2 separate regions of the Homo sapiens genome follow, and region 1 is linked to region 2. The links are chromatin contacts, found by Hi-C or POLR2A ChIA-PET in ENCODE. All regions are on one chromosome and are shown on one strand. The core of a region is the stretch at or near the end of the contact, and the rest is flanking DNA. Distances in the headings are between cores, read along the strand shown.

Region 1 (3,663 bases), core at 354-2,853, 38 kb after region 2:
ACACCTTTACGCTTAATGGCTCTAAGAGTTCACGTTTCAGTGCACCATCTCTTTGAGTTCAAATTATGGTTCTGCCCACACCTTTTCAGAATGTGGTGAGAATGAATGACACCCAAGTCAGGAAAGGCCTTTGACAAATTGCAGATTATGCTGGCTTGATAAGTGACCACAGGAAAGTATGATTGTCACTTTTCCAGCAGTGGGTTTCCTCCAGTGTGATATTCTGTGCCTCACCTATCAAGAGGTGTTACTGTGGGTCTTCCTGTCAGCTCAGTTCTCCTACCCTTCTTGCTGACAGAGGAAGAAGAATCCCACTACCTTTTAGCTGGAGGTTATTCTCCTGATCTCACTGAATCTTATTTCTTGGAGTAGCAAGGAATCTGCAAAACAATTTGAGGCTGTCTTTCTGTTGCAAATCAAAGCCCCAACCTCTTATTTGGGTCTTAGAGCAAGAGTTCCCCAAGTACTTTGAAATTGGACCCTTCTGTACACACCTGGAGTCACCAGTAAGCCTTGCCCATAGATTCCCTGGTGGATGGACACACAAAGCTAAGGGCAAAGGTGACCTTTTCATTTCTTCTTCAGGTCCTACAATGCCTTTGAAATCTTTATGATCTGCACCTTCAGGGATTATACAAACAGCTTGAGGAAATCCTAAAATTGTGTTTTCTCCAGATAAGCATCCAGGTCAAAGGAAAGACCTCTGCATGCCTTCCTGATAGAAAGAAACTTGCCTCAATTTAGAGAATGCCACCAAGAACAAAATTGGCATGCAGCCATTTGTGCAGTGCATTAAAAACCAGTTTACAAATAGTGGTACAATTCTGGAAGTGTCAGACCTCATAGTGTGGTGTAGTGGAAGTCCACAGACTATTTACCATATTTCAAATGTCTTACTGTTTTTAAACAGCAGCACAGGATAACCAGAGTAACACATTTCTTTGTTTCTGTCTCGAATAACATCAATTAAGTAAAAATAAAATTTATTATCATGCAAGTTATAAGCTTTCCTTGGCAATTATATTTTGATATATTTATATGCTAATTTTAACAAATTTTGGTTAACATATCTTACAGCAGTATTTTTTATATTAATAATGGTAAGAGGAACAGTTACTTTTTTACTTAGCTATTAGTTAATTGAGATTATTTTAAAAGCTGTGTGACGTTGGAAAACTGATTAACTAATACAGGTATTTATAAGATGTTTGGTCTAAAATAAGGTATTTAAACTACCTGAGCCTCAGTTTCCTCATATAGAAAAAATATACCCTCCTCATATGGCTGTTATAGGGGAAAAAGACACAATATGCAAAGCACATAGTACGGAGGCAAAGTATCTGGCACATAGTATGGTTCAATAGATAAATAATTTTCCCATAGAAACTGCAAATTTATATATGAGACAAAAAACATTTCAAGTATATGTTCTTGAGGGCAGGGAGATGTAAGGTTTTTAAAGGTTCTTTGATAAAAAGGTTGGAGCATGGCTCTTTGGCTCTGATCACTCCATTGGATACTTAAAACAATGTTCAACTCTGTCATCAGAATGAAATGTCCACTGATTCATCTCCATTTCTTAACTACCAAGCAACGTTCTTTTGAGGGCTTTCACACCCTCACGTATCCTTTCCACCTGAACCTCAGTGGCTGACTTTACCCCAGGCCCTGAAGGCAGAGGTGGAGCTGAGCTCTGTGTCTGGGAAGAGAGAAGCAGGCACGTCCTCTGATCCTTGCCCAAGGGCCTGCTTTGTGAGTGGGGCATCAATGCCGCTTTTGTTCCACCTTTAGCGTCTGGCCCACAGCTGAACTCAAAGAGGCTGGCTGCTCGGGGCAACCCTGGCCCACAAAGGACAGACAGCACCAAGCCCAGCCAAGGGTTCACTCAAGACCCCAAGATCCAGCACGGTGGTTCTCCCCACTGGGGAGGCAGCCTCAGGGAACATTCTGTCTGCCTTTGGCATTCTAAACCATTTCTAATTTCATGAAGATAAGTCAGAGGTTTTAAATGTGATATCACTGCTGAAAAGGCCAGAGCCATCAGCGTAGAACCAGCATGTCCTTGCTAATTACAATACACAATCATTGCCTTATGTTGATGCAGTCATTTGCTCATTCATCAGCTATTAATTGAGTTCCTACTATGTGCTCAATGTGATGCTCAATGTGAGGGACATGGAGGTGAAAAGATGATGTCCCTGCCCTTAACTCTCTGGTGTACTGGCAAATAAACTGTCACCTGCTAAGACAAATAGAACATAATATCTGGACACTATAACAAAAACCTGGAGAAGCAGAAACAGTCTACATAAGGGGCCAATAATAACCATTGCTACAGTTGATCAAGCATTTGCTGTGTGCCACTCACTGTGCTAAGCACTTAGTGTGTATTATCTCATTTAATTCTTAAAACACAGCTATAATAGTAGTTTGATTCTCTTCCTATCTCTCTGGGAAAGGCCATGCAAAGAAAATGGCATGTGAGGGTCTTGGAAAAAGAATAGGAGTTTGCCAACTAGACAAGCAGGGGAGATCATTGCGGGCACAGGAAACAAAAATGATCTGTTTGGAGAACTGCAGATCTTTGGTATGTGTGGAGCAAAGGGAATATGCAGGGCCTCGTGTGAGAATAGTGATTGCAGTGAAGTGAGAACTAAGTGGGATGAAGCTTCAAATGTGGAAGACTGTAAGCAGAGCTAAGATGTCGAGGAAGGAGACTCGGTAGGATAGTGCTTCAGTTAGAAGGAGGGATGGCCACGTTTGTTGGTTCACTTTTGAGATGCAGAGCCTATTCCTAGGGTAGGCTATGAGAAGGGAACAATGAGAGGGAGAAACTAAAAATGCCGGACAGAGAGTGACTAGTGGAGACAGGACCTCACCCTCCTCTGATTGGAAGAAAGATAAGAAGAGAACCAAAGACATAGACACATTCTAAGAATAGGTGTTGGGAGGCAGAACACAGGTAAGAGGGGGCAGAAGGAAAAGATACGATCTTAAGAGTTGTACCTGCATGACGCCTGATGTCTCTGAGGTTAAAGGCAAGTCCAACAAGGAGAGTGAGAGGTGACAGAGTATTATAGAGGCCTTGGTGAAAGGAGTAAAAGTTTGGAGTCATTGTTGAGTACGATGATGAGGTGCTGATAACACAAACTCTTGATTTCGAGGAAGGAGTGTTCAAAGGAGGAGGAGGAAAATGACTGCTAGAGAGAAAGGTGATGGATGGCATGTGAAAATAGTTGAGTGTGCTGAGAATCGTTGATTAGAGTGGCGAAAGGTAATGAAGGGAAGACTTAATAGGTGATTTCAGGTTCAGACATCTGAATGAGGGCATGGACCTATTCCATGCAGCTTCAGGAGACAGAACGAGGTCCAACAAGTGGTCATTCCTAGGAGACAGATTCTCTACCCCCAAACATTAAACATTAAAACATGTAAGTAAGTGTACATTAAAAACATTAAAATGTGTAAGTAAGTAGCACTATCCAGCAATGGAATAATCTGCCTCTTGAAGGATTTCAATCATCTGCCAAGGATGTTGTGCTGGAAATTTGGTATGCTTAATTAGATGGCTTCTTCTATCTTTTTTAATACTAACATATCATAGATACTTAATATATGGAGCATTGAAATAGATAGCAGCCAATTTTGGCATTCTTGCAGGTT
Region 2 (3,399 bases), core at 845-3,344:
TCATATATGAGTGGTTCTGTTTTTAGTTGTCACCATGATGAGGGTGTGCAGTTGACATTTATTGAATAGGGGTTTAGGATGTTAAACACGCTACCATGTGCTAGCAATCCTGCTGGAGGAGGAACTTTCCTACCAAAAATGCTAATAATTTCTGACCTAATGTCAGAAACACAGTGAAGTGGGGAAGCTGTGAGAAGTGCACTGTGGAGTCCTCAGCAGATATGCATGGTACATGTCACCAAGGGTGGCATCTGGTTTGTGTGCCACACTCTCCCCAAAACAACTGCACAGCTTCTGCCCTTCCTCTCCCCTCTGCAGCCTTGCTCTCCATCAAGGCCCAATGCAAGCACCCCCTACTCTCTCACACCTTCCCTGATTTCTAGAGCTGGACAGGTTCACCCCCTCCTGAGCATAAAACAGCCCTTTCCTTACCTCTTTCCTTGTTCTGATTATTTTCATATGTTTCTTTTGTATCACTGTTTTGCGAGGCCAAGGAGAGATGGGACAGGTCCCCCCTCCATGTCCGCACAAGTATTTAATAAGTATTTGCTTATTTATCTTCTGTTTCCCCTCTCCTGTCTACTCCTCGCCTCCCCTAAATGCCTGCACATTCCAGCAAGAGGACAGGAAGTCTGGGGTTTCTCCGCCTCTCCACTCCACACTGGGTCTTGCCCACTCTGCCTGATAAAAGTCAGGGAACCATCTGGCCTCTCTGCCACCACCTCAGTAACCTTGGCCAGCCTGTTTTGATCTCAGCCTCCCTTTCTCCACCCTATCTTGTGAATGCCTTCAACACTCAGCATCTTGACCACACACTTGGCTTTTGCTCTCACTCTGACTTGTACTTCCAAATTAGATCCCTAGAATAGCTCTGCTTTCCTTCCAGATCTTAAGGGGCTCCTGAAGGACAGAGGCCGCATCACCTCTTTTTAAAAAAATTCCACCGATTGCAAGGTGTTACCTCCTTTGGAAACCCTTCTCTGACACCTCTGGCCTGGAAAATGGGTTAAGTTTCCCCTTTCTAGGGTTCTTTACCACCCTGAACATACCCAGATCACACTTTATCATGATTATCTCTTTACCTGCATGACTGTGTAGCCAGGATGAGTGATCTTTGAGTGCAGGCTCTTAGGTTTTTGTTTATCTATTTATAATAGATAGCAAAATAAAAATAGATCCGTTCATCTCTTCATCTAGCATTTTACACGTCTATCTTTAGCAAGCCTGTGATCAGTTTAAGGAGCCACAGCAAATGAAAAAGGCATGGTCCCATCCTCAAAGTTCACGGCCTTGTGTGTTGAATTGATTTTTGTCTCTTGCTACAAAGAAAATAGTAGCTCCTTCAGTCTTCATCTCCAGATTTCTCAGTGCTTTTCTGTTTTCTTGAAAAGCAGTAGAGCAGATAATTTCTAATTGTTGAGGAATCTGGTTCAAAATTTCAAGGCAAAACCGCCCCATTCATGAGAGAGAACATTCAAGTGACAGGGCCTTCACCATTGCACTGCCCTGCTAACAGGAGACCTTGAGTTGTGGTCAAGTCAGCAGATTCTTTTAAATTTTGAAATACAGATCTTGCATAATGAATGGAGAAAGGGAGAAAGAATGGCTTGTGTGCCCTTTTGTGCTCCTTGAAGTTTACATTCTGGGAAAACATGAAACTGGAGTGTCAGCCTTGGTGGAACTGAGTTGGAATGCTGACTGGCACACAAAGGGATTCTGGTCCTGTTTAACCAAGATGTGACTTTAGAATACTGAGATTGTATGACTTTATGGATCCCCAGAGGAATAGAAATTCATGGGCCAGAATGACAAACTTTTATTTTGAAAGCCACCTAGGCTCCACTTAGAGCCATCAAATGCTTGAGAATTTATTATGACTGGGCAAGCCACTGCCTAAGAGTCAGGCCAGGGTAGTGAAAATACACACGGACTTTGTCTTTGAATGACCTGAATGTGGCCTAGTTCTTCCTAGCACAGGGCTCTCTACCAGAGCTGAAAGCACAACTGTTGCATTTGCATGACATAGAAGCAGCCAAAAGCTTCCACAGTGAGGATCATGTGTCGTGTTGATGCTGAGGCATCTCCTGTGCATGGTACTGAAATCACAGAGATGACTTATGATGTGTTCTGTTTGTGTTGGCCCAAAGCCCAAACCAGAAATGTATTTCAGGCTTGGCTTTCTAGATTCTATCTCCAGTCATGTAAAAGTTCATTACGTGGACCCACTCATCCTGTCCTGCTATAGTTAAGGTCTGTCAGCATTTTTCAAAGGTTTATAATTCAACCACAAAGGAGAATGCAGTCTTTAGGCTGCAATGTGACCTATAAAGCTTAAGCCCCGGGGTCAGAAACTTTGCTTTTTTGTTGTTGTTTTTAAGTTAGGCCCTTACTAAGTTATAGTGAAGCAAAGTAATAGCTGGTGGTTTTGTTATTATTATTTGGTTTGGTTTTACAGGGATGGGAAAAGCTTCAAGTGACTTCTTGGAATGTAGATGTACCCTAAACCTAAAGAGTTGTTAGGACTATAGATTTACTTATCATCCTAGCATTCAGCTAAAGATGGGGGTTTAGTTTTTAAAAATTTAGCATTTTAAAATTGGGATGGATGAGGCTGAGAAAGTTAGAAACAAGATTGGGAATATTTCACCAAAACTCAAGGACCAATTCTCAAGCCAGAAACTTTGTATTCAAAATTCTAGTTAAAAGACTTTGGTCATATTATATAAAAATCAAGTCATTTCCCTGATGGTTAAGTTTGTTTCTGCTCATAAATTCTAAGTATTCCCACTTAGAAATTTAAGTGAAAAGTGCACATATGATAAATATAAAGTAACAAAATGATACCTTCTCATAATAAAAACACTTGAAAATTTGAGGTAAAATAGATACAAAAATACACTTTCTATGTCTGTTCAGCTGCTATAATAAACTACCATAGACTGGGTGGCTTATAAAACAACAGAAACTTATTTCTTACAGTTCTGGAGGCTGGAAGTTCAAGATCAGGACACCAGCATGGTCAGGTTCTCCCTGTTGAGGGCTCATTTCCTGGTTCACAGACAGCTGTCTTCTCATTGTGTCCTCACATGGTAGGAGAGGCAGGGGATGTCCCTGGGGTCTATTTTATAAGGGGACTAATCCCATTCGTGAAGGTACCATCCTCATGACCTAATCACTTCCCAAGGCCCCACCTCTTCACCCTGAGCATTCAACATATACATTTTAGGGGGCCACAAACATTCAGACCATATATCCACAAAAGCTTATAATCAGCAAAAGGTCTCTTAGAGTAACCTAATTTGTGGTTACTAAGGATCCCATTAAATAACCTGCTCCTGGGGTAAAAATAAAGACTGGTAAAAATCATAGCACCTTTGGTGTGGGAAGGAGGTTTTATCT

The links. A loop is a pair of places that touch in the nucleus more often than their neighbours do. ChIA-PET counts read pairs that join two places held with the same protein, here RNA polymerase II (POLR2A). Pooled maps may share reads with other maps.
Region 1: a map of dorsolateral prefrontal cortex shows a loop between it and region 2 (3-fold over the local background). The contact joins two enhancer-like sites. A Hi-C loop is called at or near these places in 4 of 168 maps with a recorded cell type or tissue (PC-3, ascending aorta, dorsolateral prefrontal cortex and 1 more) and 4 of 50 pooled maps. POLR2A ChIA-PET finds 5 or more read pairs at or near these places in 1 of 52 experiments (MCF 10A).

The regions. Positions count from the first base shown.
Region 1 is chr1:64,075,773-64,079,435 of GRCh38, forward strand. The region is part of intron 4 of ROR1 (receptor tyrosine kinase like orphan receptor 1); the gene reads left to right. Among named protein-coding and RNA genes, the nearest start is that of ROR1-AS1, 35 kb to the right of the region's middle. Within about 2 kb of position 1,604, at least 2 of the 41 ENCODE cell types and tissues checked have a DNase peak (open chromatin) inside an H3K27ac peak, as active enhancers do; they include dorsolateral prefrontal cortex, where a contact is called at or near this core.
Region 2 is chr1:64,037,602-64,041,000 of GRCh38, forward strand. All of the region lies in intron 2 of ROR1 (receptor tyrosine kinase like orphan receptor 1), which reads left to right. Among named protein-coding and RNA genes, the nearest start is that of ROR1-AS1, 73 kb to the right of the region's middle. Within about 2 kb of position 2,095, at least 13 of the 41 ENCODE cell types and tissues checked have a DNase peak (open chromatin) inside an H3K27ac peak, as active enhancers do; they include dorsolateral prefrontal cortex, where a contact is called at or near this core.